Linked DNA regions of Homo sapiens: regions 1, 2 and 4 are each linked to region 3. The links are chromatin contacts, found by Hi-C or POLR2A ChIA-PET in ENCODE. All regions are on one chromosome and are shown on one strand. Each heading gives the region's core, a stretch centred on a gene start or an enhancer-like site at or near the end of the contact. The rest is flanking DNA. Distances are from core to core; before and after follow the strand shown.

What was found. Hi-C counts contacts between places; a loop is a spot of excess contacts on that map. ChIA-PET counts read pairs that join two places held with the same protein, here RNA polymerase II (POLR2A). Pooled maps may share reads with other maps.
Region 1: a map of sigmoid colon shows a loop between it and region 3 (12-fold over the local background). The contact joins the promoter of CAP2 here to the promoter of MYLIP in region 3. A Hi-C loop is called at or near these places in 1 of 168 maps with a recorded cell type or tissue (sigmoid colon). POLR2A ChIA-PET finds 5 or more read pairs at or near these places in 1 of 52 experiments (PC-9).
Region 2: POLR2A ChIA-PET joins it to region 3 with 15 read pairs in PC-9. The contact joins the enhancer-like site here to the promoter of MYLIP in region 3. POLR2A ChIA-PET finds 5 or more read pairs at or near these places in 2 of 52 experiments (PC-9 and activated CD4-positive, alpha-beta memory T cell).
Region 4: a map of naive thymus-derived CD4-positive, alpha-beta T cell shows a loop between it and region 3 (4-fold over the local background). The contact joins the enhancer-like site here to the promoter of MYLIP in region 3. A Hi-C loop is called at or near these places in 1 of 168 maps with a recorded cell type or tissue (naive thymus-derived CD4-positive, alpha-beta T cell) and 6 of 50 pooled maps. POLR2A ChIA-PET finds 5 or more read pairs at or near these places in 1 of 52 experiments (PC-3).

Annotation. Positions count from the first base shown.
Region 1 is chr6:17,389,652-17,396,111 of GRCh38, reverse strand. CAP2 (cyclase associated actin cytoskeleton regulatory protein 2) reads right to left here and starts at 2,517. Exons shown (of 13, transcript NM_006366.3): 1 at 2,366-2,517.
Region 2 is chr6:17,491,609-17,497,798 of GRCh38, reverse strand. All of the region lies in intron 4 of CAP2 (cyclase associated actin cytoskeleton regulatory protein 2), which reads right to left. Among named protein-coding and RNA genes, the nearest start is that of CAP2, 100 kb to the right of the region's middle. Within about 2 kb of position 4,303, at least 6 of the 41 ENCODE cell types and tissues checked have a DNase peak (open chromatin) inside an H3K27ac peak, as active enhancers do.
Region 3 is chr6:16,124,644-16,130,411 of GRCh38, reverse strand. MYLIP (myosin regulatory light chain interacting protein) reads right to left here and starts at 1,326. Exons shown (of 7, transcript NM_013262.4): 1 at 1,003-1,326. The coding sequence starts at 1,089. RefSeq lists a silencer at 645-1,644.
Region 4 is chr6:14,273,733-14,279,869 of GRCh38, reverse strand. No RefSeq gene overlaps it. Among named protein-coding and RNA genes, the nearest start is that of LINC01108, 8.7 kb to the left of the region's middle. RefSeq lists an enhancer at 6,006-6,137. Within about 2 kb of position 2,694, at least 7 of the 41 ENCODE cell types and tissues checked have a DNase peak (open chromatin) inside an H3K27ac peak, as active enhancers do.

The DNA.
Region 1 (6,460 bases), core at 1,268-3,767, 1.3 Mb before region 3:
AAAGTGGTATCCCATCGTGGTTTTGATTTGCATTTCTCTGATGAATAATGATGTTGAGTATCTTTTCATGGGTTTATTGGCCATTTGTATATCTTCTTTGGAGATAGCTATTCAGATCCTTTGCCCATTTTTAAATTGGATTATTTTTCTTTTTATTATTGAGTTGTAAGAACTCTTTATATGTTGTGGATACAAGACCCTTATCAGATACATGATTCCTAAATATTTCCTCCCATTCTATGAGCTATCTTTTCACAACTATCTAGTTCTTAAGCCCTAGTTTATAAACCTAGTGATGGGTTCACAGGTGTTCAGTTGAACATAATGTTCATAACTCACCTAGACTTAGCGTATTATTTTTACATATAAAATGTTACATAATAAATTAAAAACAAAACAAAACCTCATGAATAAAGATGTTAGGAAATATTCAAAACAAAACAAAACTCCATAATGCTCAAAATAAGTTAATGCTTTTCTGGAGGGTATTTAACTTAACTGCCAAGGTATAACAGGCACTCAAGAGAATGTGGCCCATTAATCCTTTCAATAGGCTCCTCTCCAGATTCTAGCACAGAATCAATCAGTGGGAGTAGCAAACTACTACTAGAAGGACAAATCCATTCCCTTCTCTCTTACTTTTGTGTTTTCTGCTCCTCCCTCAAGCTAAGAATAGTTTTTACATTTTTTAATGCCTGGAAAAAAACAGAAGAATATTTTGTTACTGGTGAAAAGTTCAAGGTTCAATGTCTGTAAATAAAGTAAAACACAAACATACCATTCCTTTAGGTATTGTCTTTAGCTGCTTTCAAACTATAACTGTGGAACTGAGTAGTTGCTAAGGAGACCATATGGCCTGCAAAACCTACATGTTTACTATCTAGCTCTTAACTCAAAGGTTTACCAAACCCTACCCTGTATCAACAAATTAAATTACTTCTCACATTAACGATGGGGAACAAAAACTTACTTCCTACTAGCAAAGACCACCTTGATAATCACCTTCCTGATTTCTCATAGTCAACTTCTTTTTCTCTTTATCCTTAAGAAGTATTTATATGACACTTTGATTGTAATGTTATTAAGAATTTTTTAAATTTCGGGATTCATGGAGAAGTCGCCTTTCCTTGCAAAATATGCAGTATATTCAAGAAGTCATGCTCCATCTACACTTAAGGTACTGAATTAACTATTTCACACACTTTTATTGTCTATCCATTACATGCTGTGAGCCAAATACTGTTTGGTGCCGTAGGAACTACCAAACAACCCATCCTTGCTTTCAAGAGGCTTGCAGTCTAATTAGACTCTAGTAACTATAAATCCAATTCTCTAAAGTTCACTCTACCGTTGTAATTTTACACTAAGTGGGCTTAGATAGTTTACCAAGAATTCTAAGGAACATAGCTTCAATGAAATCTACAGAAGCAGTAAGGAAATAGGAGTACTCAGTAAACTACAGTGCTCAAGTCCCAGAAGCTTCTGCATTTCCATAACTATAAAACCAAAGGTCCTAGATGTTTTTACCAAGTGTTCATCTCCACTCTGGCTGTTTGGACCTAGTCCCGGTTCAACTTCCTAAATGCAGTCACCCATACATACTCATTTTTAAGAATGCATCCATTCAAATATTGCTACAACTTGCAGCGAACACCACTCTGATGAGAATAAAGAAAAGGCCATCTGCAGGTTGATTTTTGGCCCTAAAAGTGATGATACGGCGGCTACTTCCACGAACACCCCTCTACCCAAAGCAGTCAGAGAGCCAGCGGCGGGTGCCGTTTTTCCGAGCCGTTCCCCCAGTCTCAGTTGCCTCTGCATTTTTTAGAAGTGACTCATCGCCTCAAGTCAGGTTCTGCAGAGGGGAAGCCAGGTCTGTTTCTTTCCAGCACTTTCTGATCGAGGTGGCTCTGGTCAGAGCCGGCGCAATGACTCCCACCCCCACCCCCCTGGAAGACTCACAGCCCGGTGGACGAGACCCCCCAAAGTTAGAGCGGCCGGGCGGGCGGCGGCGCTGGGGTGGGGAGGCCGCGGCCGCCCGCCAACCCCGGGCAGCTCCTGCCCGCACCCCGCCTTCCGAGCGGCCAGGACGCCGGAGCTGGGGAGGCGGGGGCAGGGCGCGCCGCTCCGCTGACCCAGATGGGAGTCCGCCCGCGCCCGCGCCCCGCGCCCGGGTCGCCGCGCCCCGGCCCCCGCGCCCGCGCCGCCTTTATTCCCCTCGCGCTGCTGCCACAGCCGCAGCGTCCCGGCCGCTTCCCTACCCCACCCATCGGGCTCAACTTGCCAGCGCCCGCCGCCAGGCGCCCCCCGCACCTGCACCCCGACCCCTCCCCGCCTCGCCGGGCCCCGACCGCTGCAGGATTACCTGCTTCGCTGCCCTGGGGTCCCGTCCTCGGCAATGCAAATCCGTGGTCGGCCACTCGTACCCTCCTCCCGCGGCCCTCCCCTTCTCCTCCCCTCTCCCTCCTCCCAGCTGAATAGGAGCCGGTGTCAGTCACGCTGCTCCAGGGGAGAGTCGCCGGCAGCTTCCGGAGCTCCAAATACAGACGAGCTGAGGGGGGAGAGGGAGAGCAAAGCCACGCGGGTGGGGAGTGGAAATAAAGGGGAGCAGAGAGGAGAAGGGGGTGGAGGAAAGGAGGGGCAGATGGGCCGTGGGAGAAAAGACAGGGAGATGGGGAAGGCAGAGCCAGGGAACGCCAGCCTGCCTGCCAAGCGCCAGGCTATGCGAGAAATGGATTCAGTGCATGAGGCAGTATTGCAAAGAAGTCTGGAAAGATCCGGAGGCTCCTGGCTGAAGGAGGCACAGATAGGTTGGATACCCGAAGATCTGTGCAGAGAAATGGGTAATGGATCCTTAGGAATCAAGAGACGGCATGTGTGTCCCCAGACCCAATATGAGGATAAAGGCTCTGGGAGGAGAAGGAGCTAGACAGCTAATGCTTTAGCGAGACATCAAGACTGAGTGCACTCATAGTGCGTGTGATGACATTTTTAAAAAGTATTTTATAAACAGCAACTTTTTAAATGTCCTGATTATTTAAAAATTAAAGTAACCAAACCCACTTGGCTTCTTAAGATGTGCAGCATATTTGTGGCCACTTCCCCTTTATATATTGATTATAATTGCAAAATTGGAGGCTTTTCTCTTAACGTCATTAGAAGGAAAGCATTGATTTTCAATTTTCATCAAAGTTTATTTCAGTCTAAAAAAGTGACTTGAAGCTCTTTATTGAATGAATGCCAGGAAAATAATTGCAGAAAAGAGAAAAAAAGAGGGGAAATGTAACTGATATCTTCTGAAAGTAAAATCTCCAAACAATAAATATGAGATGAATTTCTTAAAGGCCAATATTCTCTGTCGATGTTAAAATTGCACATAAGTTGGTTCTGTACATTATAAGGCTTATTCTGACCCCATAGGTCAGCACTTATACAAAGGTCATTCCAATTACACATTGCTCTCTGCTGACAGTAATGAGGTGCAGTGAGTCTTTGCTTCCCTTTGTCTGGAAAGAAGGGAAACAAAATGACATAAACATTGATCAATGAGTGCGTACATTGCATAAAGCCAGAGCCAGCACCCTCCCTATCCTGTGGATACCTTGCATATGGCGGGCATTCAATATGTTTGTATTAAATAATGAATGAATGGATGGATGGATGAAGTATGTATGCATTTAGAACATTTGTGTTCCAGAAATGCAGAAAAAATATATATCCATAAGAATCAATGTGTGCAGGATCACAGGGAAGTTCCAAGCATCCATTCATATGACTTTTTTTTAGCACTAACTTCAACAAACATTAGCACAGTATTTCCTTAGCTACATCTGTTTTTTATTGGAGTATAAAGTATTATGGAGTCTAAGAGTGGATGAGCCACAAATCCTGTCTTTAGGTTGATAATATAGTAGGAAGATGTGAAGAGTATAAAAATAACCACAGTTCTAGGAATGTCGTAAAAAACATTCTAAAAGAAGTATGAACAAATTTCCATGGATGTTCAGAAGAAAGGAAGGTTGCTTCTAGACTGGGGATTAGAGAACACTTTCTGATGGACATGAAAGTTGAGTCTTCATGCGGAAATGAGACATTAAGAGTGGATTGTGGAGGAAAAACCCTCAAGATGATGGGCAGGGACAAAAGTGGAGAGGTAATAAAGGATGGCATGTATGAAGGACAGTCTGTGAGTTTAGCTGGATTGGAGGGCTGTGGAAGCCAGGTATGGAAGGAAGGTTAGGCCCTGGCTGGTAGAGGCCTTCAATCTCAGCCTAAAATGTTTGAAGCCTAAGTAGTAGGCACTGGGGGACTATTGACCATTTTTGAGCATAATCATGATAGCAATGGTTAGTTTGGTGGTGGTATATAGGACTGGAAAGAGATAGGAGGCAGGGAAATCCACTAAGAAATAACTAGCTAGTCTGGAGGGGAAAGTAACGAGCCTCAACTTGAAGCCTGAACTCTTCCCTTAACTAGCCCTGTCATAGCATCTGTCTGCTATATGATGTCTCCCCAAAAGGGCTAGCCCCCAGTGAACACTTCTTCCTCACAACTCTTTGATACTTATTGTCCATATTTTCCAATTGGACCTATACATTCCAGGAAAATGGGGATTAGGTCTGTTTGGTTAATTGCTATTTTCTCAGGCCAGACACATGAAGATCACTGACTACGTATTTGTTGATAACATTTTCTTGTACAGGATTAGGTCAGAAAATAGTGGAATTGGAAAGAAGAGGACAGTAGCTGGGCTTTTCTAAATCTTTTCAGTTCCCCTTGAGATTCCAGCCCAAACCTGCCTTTCTCCTTAGCCCATGATCTCATGATGTGCCAGACAAGGAGGCTGATAACTGTGTTAACTTCTACTCCTTCAACTTTTCTCCCCTCTACCTCAAAATTTCTCCCGTCATCTCCTTTGTCCTGCATATTTCTTTTGAGTTGATGTCTCCTTCCTTGTCATTGCTAAAAGTATTCTGGTCTCTTCTTCCACCTTGTGCCCTTGTCCTTGCATTCTGAGCCACCTCCTCTGTACTGAGTTTGTCCCCATGGATTACACTCCAATTGCAACAGCGAAGGCTGAACTCAAGGGCTGATAACACAGTAGACTCAGGGGAAAAATCCTTTTTTCCCTATTTAACCTATGGTTAGAATGATTCTACTGCTCTTTTACCTTTGTTTATATGAAATAAAACTTTTTATGAACTCTTTTATGTAAGGGGCTTTGCTAGAATCTCAACAGAGGAGGTGACCCAGGACCTCAACATTCTATAAAGCTTATACAGTACAGTAGTCCCCCCGTATCCACGAAGGATACGTTCAAAGACCCCCAATGGATTCCTGAAACCACAGATTCGTATTGAGGCTTCTATACAGTATTTTTTTTCCTATACATATGTACCTATTATGTTTAATTTATAAATTAAGTACAGTAAGAGATCAGTGATAACAATTAATAATAAAATAGAACAATTATAACAATATACTGTTGTAAAAGTTATGTAAATGTAGTCCTTCTCCCTCTCTTAAAATATCTCATTGTAGTATACTTGCCCTTCTTCTTCTTGTGGTGATGTGAGATGATAAAATGCCTGTGGGATTTAATGAGCTGAGGTGAATGACGTAGGCATTGTGATGGCGTGTCAGGCTACTATTCATCTTCTGATGATTATGTCAGAAGACAAGTCACCTGCTTTGAGTGATTTTATCAGTTTGTTCTTGCATTGCTATAAACAAATGCCCAAGACTGGGTAATTTATAAAGAAATGATGTTTAATTGTCTCATGGTTCTACAGGCTGTACAGGAAGCATAGCGGCTTCTGCTTCCAGTGAGGCCTCAGGGAGCTTTCAATCATGGTGGAAGGCAAAGGGAGAGTGAGGCATCTTAAGTGGCAGGAGCAAGGGGAGGAGGGAGGGGCCACACACTTTTAAACAACCAGATCTCACGAAAACTCACTATCGCAGGACAGCACCAAGGGAGGATGGTGCCAAACCATGTGAAACTGCCCTCATGCTCCAATTACCTCCCACCAAACCCCACCTCCAGCACTGGGGATAACAATTCAACATGAGATTTGGGTAGGGACACAGATCCAAACCATATCAGTGACACTGGATCATGGAGTCATTACCATGGCTATGGTTGGACGCAGGAGCCGATGATGTCAACACGCAGATAGCTTGGACTGCAGGGGTATCCAATCTTTTGGTTTCCCTGGGCCACAGTGGAAGAAGGAGAATTGTCTTGGGCCACACATAAAATACTAATGATAGCTGATGAGCTAAAAAAAAATTATATATATATATATAAGTGTCATAATACTTTAAGAAAGTTTACGAATTTGTGTTGGGCCACATTCAAAGGCATCCTAGGCTATGTGTGGCTCACAGGCCCCAAGCTGGACAAGCTTGTTAGACAGCATAAATATACTGGGCAAAGGGATGATTCACAAATGGACAGGAT
Region 2 (6,190 bases), core at 3,054-5,553, 1.4 Mb before region 3:
TAGTGCAAAAAGCTAACAGTCCAGTCAGAGAAAACATATCTTTTCCATTCATGCATCAGTGTGCAGCCAACTAATGAATATGGGAGACAGAGGAAGCTCTAGTGTATTTCCCTTGTATAAGGGAACTTGACAACATGAGTTCCAGAAAATGCTGGATTCATGGCAGGGGCATGGGATTAGCTGAATTATTTGAGATCCAGGAAGGAAGTAGTGGATCAATACTAGGCAATGACAAATAACGACATACAAAATTGCTGCAGAGAGAAACCAGACGTTTTGGAGAGAAAATTAAGTTGAAAACCAAAGCTTAACCTAGTTGTCTACAGTAAGTATAACAGAACAGATCAGGTGGCTAAGAAGAATCTCATTTTGTATTTTGTTCTTATTTCAGCTTACTGGTTCAGCTGAGAAGATACCAACTCTTACCCTATCAGGGAGGTATCATCTGGCTTCTGACAGCGATGAATTTTATAATCACCTATAATTTCACTTTGTGAGATTCTGCACATAAAAGCTGAGGAGCAGAGGGTCTCACTTGAGCTTTACTTAAACCCAGAGGGACTTCACTAGTAATCCCTAGGGACAAAAATTGGAGAAAACTGCTGAAACCAATCGAATTCATCAGCTTTATAAAATCTATGACAATGTATAGTGATCAGAAATTAGTTCTTTGAAATAGCAAGAAAAAAATTCTTCTGAACTGCAATTCATTTTTCATTCTGTCAACATTTGATGTGCATTGACTATATGCCAAATACCACGCTGATAGGTTTTCATCTGTTGTCTCTACTTTCAAATGATAAATCTCAGTTTAAACTACCAAATCCACCATTTGAAGTTCCCAGCCCAGTCAACTGAATTTGCTGGGTCACTGTCTCTCTCCTCTTAAGTGGCCCATGGTAGAGGGATGGCCAGATCTTTTCTCTGAGATTCATTTATGTAGAACGTGGCTGAAATGATGTAAATCTACAGTTTCCACCTCAAACTCAGCAGATGCAAAGAATTTCAACAACTCCCCTGTGAGTGTTAAGATATCCCACAGGGTAGATGAGCCATTATTGTACCGAGCCACTGATACTTAGCTCCAGTGATCCTTAATCGGAAACTGCTTTCTCTTTTAAGGGTAACATCATCTTCCTAAGATTCCATTGTTTGTTATTCTCAGGAGCAAACAGCTGGGAGTGGCGGCTCACACCTGTATTCTCAGCACTTTGGGAGGCTGAGGTGGGCAGATGGCTTGAACCCAGGAGTTTGAGACCAGCCTGGGCAATAGAGTGAGACTGCATCTTTACAAAAAAAGAAAGAAAGAAAAAAAAACAAAACAGAGCAATGCATCCCATAGAGCACTAGCTCATTTGGTGAGTAGCTCAACATGAGCCGTGCTTCCTGGTCAACAGGGTTGGGAGGCTTCTGCATATGGCGCCCCCTCTTTTGGTGGCCCACAATTCACTTCAGAATACTGAACAAGATACTAAAGAAACCTGTTTAACTTTGCGTAACCTGATGTTTTTCAAGCTTTTTGATCCACGGAGCTTTTAATTTCACCCACAGTTTTCTAAGGAACTGGTATTCTGTGAATAGACCCAGGGAGATGCTGCTATAAGAGGCCTGTGGGGTAGCTTCAGGGTTTCATGGAGGCCTGCTGGGCTGCTCACTGTGTATTCATTTGCCCCTTCCTCTCTGGTTGTCTCACTTATAACCATGGAGATGCTTTCAAGGGCATTTAACAGAGGTAAAGCAGCCTGTTTTCCCTGACTTACCCCCCCCCCCCACCCACACACGCATGCACAGCAGTTGCTTTCAGGAGCTATAAACATCTCTGGATGGGCTGCTGGCATAGCTATCCCCCCACTGCACTGGGATTCTGTCCTCTGTTGCTGTCTTTTCTGCAGGTCATTTGTTGGCCAGCCCTGTCCCCACTTCTAACAACTCCCACCATTGACAGTTACAGTCTCTTTCCTGTCTCTTTCTCTGTATTTTCTTGCTTTCTCTTTCACACACCTAAACTTGTGTGAAAAAGCAGGCTTTTTAAGGAAAAAAGCCACTAAATTGCAGTCTTTTTCTTTTGCAGCACACACTCACGGCCAATGAACTTTCATCTTCGAGTCTTGAGCTGAGATGCTTCTTTGTCGTCCAAGGGGGATTTTTGGTCACTTCCAAGTCCAGAGGAGTCCCATAGCTCCATATGCCATAAATCCCATGGACTCCAAGCCTTATCAGTGCTTGTAGACTGCTGAGCCTGGATTTTGACATTGACCCCAAAGGGAAAGTGTGGCTAACGGTGTGTATAAATCCAGCATGAAACGTGATGTACAACCAGAACTACTTTCTATGAGGCATGTGCTGGAAGGACCATTCTTTGATTTTTGACTCAGTTCTTAGATGTAAAGCTTATAAATCATGACTGTGTAATAAAATGAGATAATTGTGCTCACTATTATCGGTAAAGAGAGTTATTTTGTTACCTGCTGGTTCATTTGTTTCTTCATTTATTCAATAAATATATACTGGTGACTTTTATGTGCCAGAGCTGGTCCAGGTGCTGGGGTACAGCAGTAAACAATACAGACAGCACTCTGATGTCCCTGCCCTCTTTTGTTTAAGTGGCAAGGGGCATGTATTAGTCAGGGTTCTCCAGGGAAACACAATGAATAGGATATGTTTATTTATTTATTTATGACAAGGATCTGGCCCATGTGATTATGGAGGCTGACAAGTCCCAAGATCTGCAGTCAGCTGGCTGGAGACCCAGGAGAGCCAATGGTGTAAGTTCCAGTCCAAGTCTGAAGGCTGGCAGGCTGGAGATCCAGGAAGAGCCAACGATCTTTCAATTCGAGTCCAAAGGCAGGGGACAAAACAAAACAAAAAACCCAATTTCCCAGCTCAAAGGCTGTCGGTAAGAATTCTCTCTTACTTAAGGGAGGGTCAGACTTTTGTTCTATTCAGGCCTTCAACTGATTGGATGAGGCACTCCAACTGATTTGGAAGCGCAATCTACTTTACTCAGTCTACCAATTTAAATGTTAATCTCATCCAAAAACACCCAGAATAATACTCCACCAAATATCTGGACACCCCAGGGCCCAGCCAAGTCGACACATAAAATTAACCATCACAGGGGGAGAGAGACGCAGATAAATAATTATATAAATAACTAAATTATATAGCATGTTAACTGTTAAAAACCATAGAGGGAAAAAGGTAGAACCTAGTGAGGAGGATCAGAAATATATATGGGGGGTGGGTTCCCACTTAAAATAGGATGGCCAGCACAGGTCTCATTGAGAAGGTGACATTTGAATAAATATCTGGAAGTGGCATTAGCCATGTAGACATCTGGAGGAAGGGCTCCCCAGAGAGAGGAAACGGCCACTACAAAGATCATGAGGTAGGAATGTGCCTCCAGTGTTTAAGGAGCAAGCAGAACCATGTAGCTGGAATGGAGCGACTGAGGGAGAAAGGGCCAGGGTTTGAAGTCAGACAGAAAATGACAGGGTGTTGGGGCACCAATCATGGGAGCTGCTGAAAGGATTTTGGCTTTTATCCTGAATAAAGCGGAGATCACCATGGAGTTTTGAGCAGAGGAATAACATGATGTGGTTTTCTTTTCTAAGGATCGCTCTGGCTGCTGTATTGAGAATAGATTATTGGAGGGTAAACGCAGAACTAGGGACATCGTATTCGAGACTACTGCAATAATTCCGACAAGAGATGAAGGCAGCTCAGGCCAGAGTGAATGTAGTGGAGATTGTGAAAAGTAGATTTTAGACCGGATGTGGGGTATCAAAGCAAATGAGGAGTCAGGAATGACTCCTTGGTCTCTGACCTGAACAACTAGAAGGATGGAGTCGCCATCAACTGAGATGGGGGAAATGGCAGAAGGAGCAGGCTTTAGCGCAAAGACCAGGAATTCCGATTTAGACGTACTGTTTCGGCTGCCCTCAACCAGGTGTTCCCAGGGGCCACAACTGATGAGTAATATCTGCAGTGCAGCTGCAATGGGCTTGCTTTTTTTTTTTTTTTGCCCCCTCCTCAGCTCAGTTCCTTTCTGGTCTCCACTCCTCAGTGTGTCTTTGCTTGGGAGCATCTTCTCACATTTTCAATCCAGTACACATGATTCATAAATGTGCTATATGTTCCTGTATTCAGTACAATTCAGTTCCAATTCAGAACAACACAGTGTATACATGCTCTGTTCCTCACCTACAAGAATGGCGCTTCTGGCCCTCAATCAGCCAGGGGTGAGCTCTGTATTGTTTCTCTCCTGGGGTTGACTTGTGCTGAGTCATTCACTCTGGCCAGCAGCAAAAGTCTGTGAGACAGCCAGCCTCCATTATGGGTACAGTCTGTGGTTGGCGGTGAAATTATTTTTGTTTAATTTCCCAGGTCAATTACTCATTATATCCTAAAACTTGTTGGCCTGTAGAGAGAAACAACCTTTAGCCTTGGTTTCATCTCTATCATATCTTAACAAATTGAGGTGAGAGAGAGGTGCACTATTTAAGTGGCTTATTTGGGTTATATGAGTGGATGCTGGTGGTCTAGCTTGCATTTTTATACTAAACATAGTGTCATGTAACAGGCATGAATGAACAAGTGAATGAATACACAAACTAACACTGAAGTGACAAATAAAAATTAAGCTTCTGAAAAGTCCAATGTGATCTGGGTAAATCGGAAATAAAATGTACCTCTCTAAAGAAGGTAATAGTTTATCTTGTTTTGATACAGATTTTTTATTCACACGTGAAGAAAATGATCAGATATTGTCTTTTATGTCCTCCTCTGTTTTCCTTCATAAACATTTTTTTCTGCCTGATATCCACTAACTCTGACCTCATGTTTTCTTGTTCTTTTTATCTGTTACAATATTTATTGAGCACCTACTAGGTGCCAGGCATAGTCCTAGGGACTTGCGATACATAAGTGGGGAAAATGGGTCTTTCCTTTGGGGTTTACAAGCAGTAAACAGACAGTAAACAACAGACATATTAGGGATATCGTACTATGAAAAAAAGGAGTGAAGCAGTACAAAGGGGTCAGAGGAGGAGGGGAGATTTTATTAATGTAAAAAAGGCTTATGTGAAAATATTTAGCTGACTACAACGTTTGACTGAACATTTGGTTGATGCTGTTTGATCCAGCCAGCCTGTCACATGCTAGCAGCTGATCAGAACGGAGTATGGAACATCAATGAGGAGAAATCAGGAAGTGGACAGGGATAAAAGCTGCTTTTCCCCCCAACTGGCTGACCTGAATTCAGCCACGCATAGGCTAAAGTTCACTTTCAATTCCAGCCACTTTGGACGCCGGCACATAGTCCAGGATATAATATGCCTGCTGCTGATCGGCAGCACAGAATAAAGCCTGCCAGCTGCAGTTCCATGTTCCTGCTAGACCCTCTGGTGCCTCACCAATCTTGTTTTTCTCTTTCAGTTACCTTCCCTCAGTTCTGCTCCTTCTGACTTCCAGCCCATAGACTTATTTGTGTTTTGATTTTTTTTGGTGACCCCAAAATACAAAGTTAAAATCAAAATACATGCACCCCACCACTGGCAAACATCACAAGAAGTTGGGAAATTTATAGAGAGAAAAAATAGACAACCATTTCCCATGGTTGATTATAGAAGATTTCTCTGCGTTTCTAAGATGTACCTTTCCAGCATCGCACATGGGTACTGCAAAGTACAGAACACAGTTCCTGCAAAGACCAGTAAGGTCAAACCCTTTCCTTCCTCCTGGCACATTAAGTACTCCTTCCAGAATAAACACAGGGACAAGGCTGGGGCCAAGAGCAGCTGAACTGGATAGACAATGGGATTTATTTGGTCCTCATCAGCAGGTCATGCGAGGAAGCCCGCAGAAATCTGAGAGTCCTGTGGGATGACTATCATCTTAAGATCAGTTTGCGGGGAGGGAAGAAATGAAAATTTACTGATTGCTTACTATAAATCACGCACTGTACTTTGTATTCTATATATTATGTAAACATCATAAAACTTTGGTGGAAACATTAGCATTATTATCCCTGTTTTATGAGTGAGGGAACAAGATCAAGAAATACTTAGTAACTTGCCCAAGATCATCTGGCTAGAACTGAGATTTGGACCCAGATATGTCTCGCTCCCACAGCTAATACTCTTAGGCAAAACAAAAAAAGCATTGGCTTCGGAACAGGAAACATCTGGGT
Region 3 (5,768 bases), core at 77-2,576:
CACGGCTCCAATGATACCAAACCACGAGCTCTAGTATGGAGGCTCATAATTCCTTTTAACGTCTAGGGCATGACCAATTGCAATAGAGAAAAAAGGAGTCCTCAAAAGTAGCCTTCCAAAAGATGAGGAGGGGAAACTACAGGGTATTTTCCTTCGTATTCCAATCACCGGAATTCCCTCCACCAGCATACTCTGCACAGCTGATTTTTGGCGACTTATTATCTGGGCAATTTTAACCATTTGGACTCCAAAAATCAAACACATTGAGGGAACACGCCACAAGTGTCAGCTAAGCTTCACAAGCGGTTTTCCAAACATCTCAGAGCTAGAGGGGTTGAGGGCACAGCGTTTTCCTGGGATCACATGTGCTGTCTGCCATACCACCTCTGCACTATTTGGCACCGATCTCCCTCACTGTTAAGGAAACACATGCTTAAAAACAACCGAGCAGTAGATGACCCAAACCTATTCCTCCCGTCCCCCGCAAACCCGGAGATGCAGGTGAACGGTGCATTTGAGAGCAGCAGCCTGAGAAGCAGCGTGAGACAAGGGCCCGGCTTGTCTGCCAAGAACCCCTGGGGCCCGAGACTGCTTCGAGCCACTCCATCCCATCCTGGCACGCGGGTGGCACTGCCAGGCGCCGCGGGGACCCGACAGGCGGCATCACGCACATACCTGCGGCAGGTGTGCGGAGCCGCCTTCTTCCGGGAAAGTGCTGGGTTGGGGGGATGATGGGGCGCTGGGGGGTGGATCCCGGCTGCGGGCTGCGCCCGGCCCTCAGCGCTGGGGACCCCCGCTGCGCGCTTTCTCCGCGCACCCCACGCGCGCCAGGAGGAGACCGCGCGCCCCACGCCCGTGGAGAGGAGGGGACGCGCTCCCCCCGGCTGCCGCCGCAGTGCCTCCCGGCCCCTAGTAGGGGGCGCGCCAGAGTGCCAGGCGTCGCTGCGAGGCCCCTCGGCCTCGCGGGACCCGCCGGGGCCCCTTCTTGCCCCTCGCCCTCACCTGGTTGAGGCAGTCCTCGCCGTTGGCTTTCGCCTCCACCTCCACCTCCATCAGCACCGCGTCCGGCCTCGTCACATAACACAGCATGGCTGGGGCTGCCGCTGCCGCCACAGCCGCCTTCTCTTTGGTGTGCGCGGGGCTGCCGCCTTGTCACTGGTGGGACCCAGCCCCGGACTCGGAGAGGGCTGGCCCTCGAAGGCTGCAGCTCTGCGGACCCTTGTCCGGGGCCCCGCGGCCGCCACTCGCGTCCCCGCCACCCCCTCACCCGCTGCCCGCCAGCTGCCCCTGTCCTCCGCGGTGGCGCCGCACTCCAGCAGCCCAACTGCCTGCGCTGCGACAGGGACTCTGCTGATATAGCGGCCCCGCCCCCTTCAGCTCGGGTCCCCGCCAATCACGGCCTCCCTGCCCCTCCTCCCCCGCCCGATCAGCCAATAGCGGCGCCCCTCGACCGCGGCCCCCGCCTCCCAGAGCCGGCTGAGTTTCCCTGGCCGCCCCGGGAGGTGGCAGCTTGCGGGCGCCGAGTGCTGCGGGAAGGGAGGGAGACCCCGGAACACACCAGCCGCCTCTGTCCGCTGGGCGACGCTGCTCAGAGTGAGCGATCGCCCGGGGCTCCAGGCGGGGACGCCTTTCTGCCGTCTCGAATTTACGGTGATTAAACACCTCCAAGCTGCCACTGTTCTTCAAATATCTTGGATCACTCTGAGCACGCATTTCGGTTGTGAAAGCAAAAAGGAAAAGGAGCAACCCAAAGCCTAAAGAAAACTGTTCTCGTCCGGGCATGGTGGCTCACGCCTGTAATCCCAGCACTTTGGGAGGCCGAGATGGGTGGATCACCTGAGGTCAGATTCGAGACCAGCCTGGCAAACATGGTGAAACCCCCGTCTCTACTAAAAATACAAAAAAAAAAACAAAATAGCCAGGCGTGGTGGCGGGCACCTGTAATCCCAGCTACCTGGGAGGCTGAGGCAGGAGAATCGCTTGAACCCAGGAGGCGGAGGTTGCAGTGAGCTGAGATTGTGTCACTGCACTGTAGCTTGGGCAAGAAGAGCAAAAAACCCTGTCTCAAAAAAAAAAAAAAAAAAAAAAAAAAAAAGAAAAGAAAAAGAAAAAAGAAAAAAAAAAGAGAAAAAGAAAACTCTTTTCCACCAGGATTAGCCACAGTGGGTTGCTTGGAGGCAGAATTGTTGTTCCTTATTAAGACCTCATCATTGAGAAAAACAAAATCTGAGTATGAAAGTTTTTGCAGCTGACCAGTGAGCCAGGTGTCTTGGTCTAGTGCTGGTGTGTTACACTCCGGAAGGGCTTCTCCTTACTCGTTCTGCTGAATCAAAACGCCTTACAGGGTACCAGGCCCTCTCTCAGGTTGCTCATTCTACCTCCTGTCTTATCTCACTCATTCATTAAACATTTGTGCAGCACCTGATACCCTGCCTGTCCCTTCTCACAGGCAACCAGATGTTGTCCTCGTCTTAAGGTAAGGTGCTCATCTCCTGACCTAACAGGTGGCATTACTGCAATATTAGCTATTAAAGGTCTACAACCCTTCACTCATTTACCGCTTGTTCCTCTTTGCCAATATATTACATAGCCTACCTTTTTGATTTCTTTATAGGAGCCAGATGATGTGGGTTTCAGCCGTGGAAACTTAGCAAACTTACTTCAGGCCAGCTCGATGGCTCACACCTGTAATCCCAGCACTTTTGGAGGCCGAGGCAGGAGGATCGCCTGAGCCCAGCAGTTTGAGACCAGCCCGGTTTCGCAACACAGCGAAACCCCATCTCTACACAAAATACAAAAAATTAGCCAGGCGTGGTGGCGCCTGCCTGTAGTCTCAGCTACATGGGAGGCTGAGGTGGGAGGATCACTTGAGCCTGGGAGTTCGAGGCTGCAGTGTGCTGTGATCCCCCTACTGCACTCCAGCCTAGGCGACAGAGCAAAAGACCCTGTCTCTAAACAACAACAACAACAAAAAGAAAACAACGAAAGAAAAAAAAAGAGAAAACTTACTTCATCTGTCTGAAGCTTGGTGTTGTCAACAGTAAAATGGAGATGGCAATATCTGCTCTGTCTCCACCCAGCATTGTTGGGAAGCGCAGCAAAGATAATAACGTTCACAAAAGCATTTGAATGTCCCCGTGTATGTAAGGGGAGCTATAAGTTCAGTGCCTTCACTGCTTAATGATGACTTTTCCTGTCCCTACCCCCCTTCACGAGTCCCAAGGATCTGTTAGTGGCCTTTATTTCCGAACAACCAGGTACGATATCAGAGCCCAAGGCTAAAAAAAAAGGAGGGATCCTCCCACACACAGTTCTTTGCTAAAGCTGACCGAGTAAAACTGTAAACTGTCCAAGTCCTAACCCCCACTGTTGCAGAGGAACAGGTGCACTCTCACATCTTTCTGTCTTATAAATACACCTCATGCTATTGTGGGCTGAAACAGTCCCTTCTTGTATTAACTGCAGTGCCTATTCCCTGAATTCCAGTTTACTAATAATCTGGGGAATTTATCTGGAAGATAGCGTTTGGTTCATTCCTTGTCTACTTTATGCTTAATTGCTAGAAGTTTCAGAAGAGGAAGAAGAGGCGAGGGGCAATAGGGAGACCAGTTATATTGGTTAGTATTTTTGTTTATGAACAATAGAAACTAAAGCTGGCTAACTGGAAACTCATAGAATCAATGGGACCAGGTGTGGAAATGAGTAGAACGGGAAAATATTGGTTGGCCAAGAAAAAAAAAATAAACAAAAATAAAACAAGCAAACACCCAAACCAAATACCCACTTTGTGGACTACTTTAAAAATAACTTATATTTTTGGTTTTAGCAGGGATTTTTCTTTTGCAAGTATGATTTCATTGTTTTTTTAAAAAATCTAAGCTTGTAAAATAGTTTGTAGAAGCATAGGTAAAATCTGACATGTTTATTTTATTTAAAACTTTTTGGCCAGGCGTGGTGGCTCATGCCTGTCATCCCAGAGCCCTGGGAGGCCGAGGCAGGCAGATCCCTTGAGCCCAGGAGTTTGAGATCAGCCTGAGCAAAATGGCAAAACCCCATCTCTACTAAAAATATAAAAAATTAGCCAGGCATGATGGCATGTGTCTGTAGTCCCAGATACTCAGCGTGCTGAGGTGGGAGGATGGCTTGAGTCCAGAAAGTCCAGGCTTCAGTCAATCATGATCTCACCACTGCACTCCAGCTTGGCCGAAGGGAGTGAGACCCTTTCTCAAACAAAACAAAAAACAAACAAAACCCCACATTTTTCATAGTTTTGTTGTTGTTGTTGTTGTTGTTTAGACAGAGTTTTGTTCTTGTTGCCCAGGCTGGAGTGCAATGGCATGATCTTGGCTCACTGTAGCCTCCGACTCCCTGGTTCAAGCAATTCTCCTACCTTAGCCTCCCGAGTAGCTGGGATTATAGGCACGCGCCCCCACACCCGGCTAATTTTTTGCTTTTTTAGTAGAGACAGGGTTTTGCTATGTTGGTCAGGCTGGTCTCGAACTCCTGACCTCAAGTGATCTGCCCGCCTTGGCCTCCCAAAGTGCTGGGATTACAAGTGTGAGCCACCGCCCCGACCTATTTTTAACAATTGTCATTTGCACAATAGTTGGAAGTAGAAGATTTACAAGAATTTTTTTTTTTTAATTTTTTTTCAGAGACAGAGTCTTGCTCTGTTGCCAGACTAGAGGGCAGGCAGTGATGTGAAAATAGCTCACTGCGGCCTTGAACTCCTGGGCTCAAGCAGTCTTCCCGCATCAGCCTCCAGCGTAGCTGGGACCACAAGCAGGTGCCACGACACCCAGTTAATTTTTGTATTTTTTTGTAGAGATGGGTGTCTCGCTATGTTGCTCAGGTTGGTCTCAAACTCCCGGGCTCAAGCGACCCTCCTGCCTCTGCCTCCCAAAGAGTTGGGATTACAGGTGTGAGCCACTGTGCTCGTGACAGGGATATTTCTAATCCAAACCCAGATAGTGCTTCTGCTATAGGATGGTTGGTGAAGATTTCAATTGTTTTGAAATTAAGAATCCCCAGATAAGACTGAAGAGAAGGATTTCTTAAAACAAAAACAAAGCTAAAAATAGGAAAATGGCACTTGGGGGTGGGAGGGGCGGGCAGTAAGAAATCCTTATGACTGGGAAGCAAAAAAAAAAAAAAAAAAAAATACTGGCTTCCCACTAGCATGTATGGAATATACTGGACCATGACCCCTCTCTCTCCTCGCTTTCTCTCTCTGTCTTTTCTCTCCATCTCTGTTTTGTAATTTATTCCTTGAGTAGAGCTAAGGAGAGACTGGTTAGTTACAGAATGAGGAGGCTGAGTGAGCTGGTGAGAAAGCACATTATGCTCAAAAGACCTGGTTAGGGAATAGAAAACCCGCAGTAGAATTACTTCCTCGAGGATTCCACCATCTGCTAATGCTGCTGAATGTCTGGAGCCAGTTTCAAGCCCCAGCTGGGTCTAACTCCAAATAAGAGACTCTGAACACCCAGGGTGGGAACTATATTAGATTGAGCAGTGATTGAAGCCAGAGAGATGCCCAAGTTATCTGTGTCTGCTCTCTTTTTCTCTCAATTAGCTCTCATCTTTTAAAGATAGCATTAAAATTAACCAGCATAGTGGAAAAAAAAAGGTCAGCTGTATGAATATAGAATTTAAAAATAGAAACCATAACTAGGCGGTAGAGTTGGCTAACCCAGTGGAGTTCTAGCTGTTCAGACACACCCAAGCACCACAGATTTTCTCTGTCTCACATACTAGGGCTCAAGACT
Region 4 (6,137 bases), core at 1,445-3,944, 1.9 Mb after region 3:
TTTTTCTCAAATCAGTATGTGTTGTTATACAGGCAAGCCTAATTAATCATATTTCCAGGGTATACACTGAATAATCTGAGAGAAGAAATCAATTACCTAAATTCGTGGTTCTCATAATTCGAAGCAGTCGAATTTCAAAGTGTAGGTTTTAAATCAGAACTGTTGATCGTGACAGATGGGGACATGGGAGGGAGGTGTGCATTTTAAATTTTAAAGAAACGTAATTTTATAGCAACCTGCATCTGTTAATAGGTTACATCTGTATCTTTTCAATGTTGCAGACATATAAGGCAAAAGAAATATTTTATAGATAATTCAACTAATTGACAGGCCTTTTGTTATTTCTTTGTTTTTTGGGGTTTTTTTGTTTTGTTTTGTTTTTGGTTTTGGTTTTTTTGGTTTTTTGTTTTGTTTTGTTTTTTGAGATGGAGTCTCGCTCTGTCACCCCGGCTGGAATGCAGTGGTGGGATCTTGGCTCACTGCAACCTCTGTCTCCCAGGTTCAAGCAATTCTTGTGCCTCAGCCTCCCGAGTTGCTGGGACTACAGGTGTGCGCCACCACGCCCAGCTAATTTGTTTTGTATTTTTAGTAGAGACAGGGTTTCACCATTTTGGCCAGCCTGGTCTCAAACTGCTGCCCTCAAGTGATCCACCTGTCTTGGCCTCCCAAAGTGCTGATTACAGGCCTGTGCTACTGCACCTGGCCTCTTTTCTTATTTCTAAATCTACTAACAGAGGCTGTTGACTTAGCACTTCTGCCCAAGCTCCTTCAAAGGCAAAACCATGCAGGAGGTGGGGAAGGTGCCTAGAATAAAAGGATGTAACAAATACAAGATGAGGAACAAGTAATATCATTTTTCTTATTGCTTGTTAATTATAATAACTCAGAAGTTGAAGCTTAAATATGTCTCCTTATCTTTTTTTATTCTTCTTTAATTAGTTCTGTTCAGTGAGCACCCTGGTTGGCATGTGTAAGACGTGCTCAGGAATACTCAGCCAATGACACTATAGGATTGCCGGATTTAGCAAAACTGATGTTGTAAAGCCGCTTGAAACTTCTAACGTGTGTAGAGAATTGTATGCACTTTAACAACAGATACATTTTCTTTCCTCTCCTAAGCTGCATTTGTGCCCATCCATTCTTGACCACATGCCTGTATGGCTGCTGTTGCTAGGGAGCCTGGATGTGACAAAGGGCTTTACAGCTCAAAGATCAGAGGGACCAGGACGCTGTGAGCAGCTGCCAGTGGGAACCTGGGCAGCTAAATGCAAGGGGCACTTTCCCCTCGCTGGCAAAGCAGCATCTGGGGGCTGCACTGGTTCCTGCCCCCACCTTCCTCTCCCTCTCCTCCTCCCCGTCTTTTGCCCCCTACCTCTCCCTCCATCTCCTCCTCCCCTTCTTCGAACTCACCTGCCCACCAGGGGCTGGGTAGTGAGTGAAACAGGAGAGGGTGCCCATCAAAGTGGTTTGGCGAGTGGCTACTGCTCAGTATTGCCATATGCAAGGGGCACTTCTGATTTTTCTATATTTTTCAAGCTATGCCAGTTATCTGGGTGTTGTGTGAAGTCACCATATTATTATTATTTCTTTTGAGATGTAGTCACCGTATTCTTCAGCACTGATGACTAACTTGAGTCTTTGAAAAACACCGTGCAAGCTAAAGCAAATGTCTCTGTGGGCTTCCCGACTGCAACCTCTGGGTTAAGGGAAGCCCAGTAGGTGTTTCTCTTTCCTGTCCTACCACCCTGAAGCCTGCCACGGATTCATTCAACAAGTGTTTTTGGACATTGACTATGTGCCAGGCACTGTTCTGTGCTGGACATAAGGCAGTGAAAACTCAGATAAAATGCCTGTTCTCAATAGGCCACATTCACTGAGAGATGGACAGTAAACAAAATGAGTAAGAAGAAAATGTATACTATATTAGATAGTACACAGGGCTATGGAGGAAAACAAAGCAAGATGGCAATAGGAAAGGTGGTTTAGTGTCCACTTTTGAATAGAAAAATTGGAGAAAACTTCAGTGAGAAGGCAGCAAGTCAACAAGAACCTGAAGGAATAAGCCACCTAGAGAACAAGAGAAGAACATTCTAGAGAGAGAGAGTGACGGCAAGTGCAAAGGTCCTGAGGCATGTAGCAAAGGGACTGGTCAGCAGGAGAGGTGGGAGTGAGTGAGTGAGAGCAGGGAAGAGTAGGAGGGAGGCCAGAGAGATGGGGTGGGACAGCCCACTGAGCAGCCTCTGCAATCCATGAAACTGTGGGGGAATTCTGAGCAGAGCAGAAAGTTGACCTGGCATGTTCTCACAGGTCACCCAGGCTGCTGTGTTGAGAGCAGACTGCAGGGAGGCAAAGTGGAGGAGGGAGGCTATGACAGTGATCACAGCAATGGAGATGATGGCAGCTCAGAGCGGGAAGATAGCACACAGGTGGAAAGAGAATGGTCAGATCCATTGCTAGGCAGGCCTCAGGAAATACCAGGTATGGAATTTCCCATCTCCTGGATTTGTTTTAGTCACCTATCAAAAGTAAAATGTAGCATCACGTTTAAAGAATTTTCCACTTAAAAAACCAAAACTGTTCACTTAGCTGCCTTAAAACTCTTTGCTGCCTTGATAGTCTGGCTTCCTGTGCACGGAGAGATCTGTTGACTCTAGCAGGATGAGTTAAGTGAGATCACAAGACACAGAAAGAGGAATAGACAGATCTGAAAATAAGCACTGGCTCATGCACCCAGAACCTAAAGCAGACCAAAATAAACCACATCCTCCCACCACTTTATTTTTTTATATTTAAGGGTTTTTTTGTTGTTTAGCAAAGTATAATTTTAGAGGTGGCAACCAGTTTGAAAAAAAGATGAGCAGGAGGAGAAGGGAAAGAAGAGGACGAGAAAGAGGAGGAGGAGGACAAGGAGGAGGAAGAGCAAGAAAAAGAGAAAGAGGAGGAGGAGTAAGAGGAGGAAGAGAAGGAGGAGGAAGAGGAGGAAGAGGAGGAAGAGGAGGAGGACCCTTAGCCAGGAGCCCAGGACTCAGGAGCAGTGCTGGCCCTTCCCTCTGTCACGAGTGGCTGCATGTAAGGAGAATGAGAATTGCAGACTTGAGCTGTTCAGAACCTCAAAATGTCTCTAATTAGAGACAGATTCAATGTCTGCTATATGTGCTATGTGCCACAGCATTTCCTGTTAATTAAAAGTCATTCACAGCTCTGTGGGTTAAAGGGCCTATTCCATACTCCAGATACTCCTAAAAGTGCTTAGGAAGGGGTAGGAGGAAAGGCATGGCCCACCTGAAAATAGTCCTGCTTCCCCTTGAGACCAGAGTGACCAGCAAATCACCGTGGCAGGTGGCATCTTCTCCCCTCCACAGCAGAGGCTCAGGCACTCCATTAAAAAGGGAGGTAACTGTCATCTCTCAATTCCAGGAATTCCTTCATTCTCTGCCCACCACTTCACCTTCTTTGGGCTCCCTCTCTGGCCTGACCTCCCAGCAGCACCATGTTTAGGTTCTCTTATTTGCCAAGACTCCCTAATAAAGATGCCTTGGCACTCAGCCCATATCCCCTCCACACTTCCCTCGATGTCTGAGGCTGCTCACTGCCAACCCTGGCATTCTGCTTTTTGCCTGGTTTGGGGAACCTTCTAGGTCCACCTGCAGGGAATCCAGAGTGCCAGGTCACTGCCCAGAAAGCCTGCCTCAAGCAATCATGAGCAAGGAACTGTTGGATAATGCCCAGCTTCCTCGTCCCGTAGATGGATTAAATCCAAGGCATGTTCTAAAGTGTCTCCGGGAGCTCCCTGTGGGATCAAGCTCCAGGTGCCCACTGTGGCAAATGGCTTAATAAGCCCCCTTGCTTCCCTCCCTTATCTGTCTCCCTTCCCCCATCCATGCTTCCTGGCCTAACCTCCTAAATAAATGATTTGTGCTTGAAGTCTTGCCTCAGTGTCTGCATTCAGAAGGACCTATCTAAGACACCCATCCACCGCCTCTGACTTGTGCTTCCCCAGGAGAAAGTTCTGCCTGCCCAACTCCTCTGATCCTGCCCTAACCCCCACAGGCAGGGCCCTTCCAGTCCAGGCTAGGCTTCTAGAACAGCTCCCCAGCACAGCCTGGCACCTGCGTCCCTGCGCATCAGGGGCAGGCATTATTGCCTCCTCGCCTTCACCCCCACCCACCTCTGCTGGAGGCTCATGCTCCGTCCTGTCCCAGGAGCCATGGCTATGAGCAGGGTGCCCCTCACAAGCATTCTGCAGCCGCTGCTGCTGGCAGCTGTGGTTTCCTATCAGCTGCTGCGTGCAGGCTGAGGGAGACACTCCTGGGCCTCATCCCAGACTTCCTGGCTTTGCCAAGCTCGCCGCTGCTGGGATGAACAAGGGAGCCCGAGTGTGGAGCTGTGTAGAGTCCCTCCAGGCCCAAGAGCACACTGGGGGCTGCCAATCTCCACATAGAGCTGAAAGAGCTGGAAGCAGAGCCCCAAGGGTGGCAACAGAGGACAGTCAGAAGAGGATGCTCACTGGGGTTGCATCTGGAAGTCACTTATAATTTGGATATCTAATGGCAATGTGGCCTCTTCATGAGGGGCATGGCTGGTCAGGCCTGGGCAGATTGCCTACACGCCAAGCTGTTCTGGTTGATTCTTTGACCGGTTGCCATAAAGCGCCTTTGATCCAACCTTGACACTGGTGGGTTTCACAGCTCTGAGGGAGACACAGCCATCTGGCAGGCTATCCACAGTGGGAGCCCAGACATCAGAGGTTTCTGGAAACATCCGTGGGTATTTTTAGTGCCCCATTTCCCTCCCTTCTTCCCTGACAGCTCCTAAAACAAACCTCAACAAGCAAGGAGGTGCCTGTGTTTCTGCAGCTGGGGCCTCTCCGCCTCCACTCCTGACACCACGTGGGCTGACCTCAGCGAGCTTCTTGCCTTAGCTCTGCGATCAGCCTTTCCTAGAAGGCCCCTGACCCTGGATACCTCTGCCTATGTGCCTGATTCTCATAGAGGCTGGTCCACAGCAAAATAACTTGCAAGAGGACCAGGACGCATCTCCAGTGCCTGGAACACTGCCTGCACGTCACAGGTGCTTCATACAATTTGCCATATAAATGAATGAATAAAGTGACTCATCACTGAGGCTCAAAGCAGTACCCAGGCCAGTTGTTGAGACACGCACCCCAGCGTGGGCTCCGCCACTGCACTCTGCCTTGTCTTGCTGGTTAAACACGTTACTCCCGTTTTTCCCTGTGTAAAGTGGCATACAATGGAGGTTGTGCAACGGAAATGGTTTAGTTGGACTTTCTGAAAGAAAGCCAAATCTGGCAGAATCAGAGGTTGAACTTAACAGACTCTTTTCCTTTGACCAAAACTTTATCTAGGCTCCTCCAAGTCCTCTGCTTGATGGGGCCTGAACTTGGGCTTCCTTCTGTGTCCTCATAGAATCCAGTCTGAGCAAGAATTCTGCTCACTTTAGCAAAAATCCCCTCTTTGGTGCCTTACCACCCTTAATGCCTTATCACCCCGACCTGCCTTTTGCAGTAACTGATCAAGTCAGTTTAGCCAGAAACCCCTCATCCTTGATGTTTTCTCTTAGTCATTTTCCACCCCTGACCCCACTCAGCTCCCTGGTTATAAATCCCCACTTGTCCTCGCTAGAGTTGAAGTGGAGTCCGATCTCTCTCCCCCACCGCAAGACCCCATTGCTGTGGTCCCCATACCCTATCGCCATGGCTCCCCTTGAATAAAGTCTGCTCTGCCATTCTTAAGAAACTGAACCAAGAAAATTCTAGAAGACAGGAGCAGTCAGTTCAATCATCAACACCAGTGAGGCAGCAATGAAGATACAGAGGTGTAACGTGACTGGGAAGGAAGCAGACAGGGTTAGGGGACCAAGTGGGTGAGAGTGGCAAGTGACTGACAGCCTGGAGTTATGGGTGGCTCCAGATTTTTCTGGCTCAAAACTGGAGAATAATACCATTAACCAAAATCAAGAACATGTCAAGAATATGTAAAAGGGCACTTTTCCCTTAAGTACCACAATCTCAGCAATGGCAGGCTTGACTCCTAAATAATATCAAATCAGAAATTTCTCATTCGTCTATCTGAGCAATTTGATTGAGACCTGTAATACATCTTTGCTAAACCAGGCCA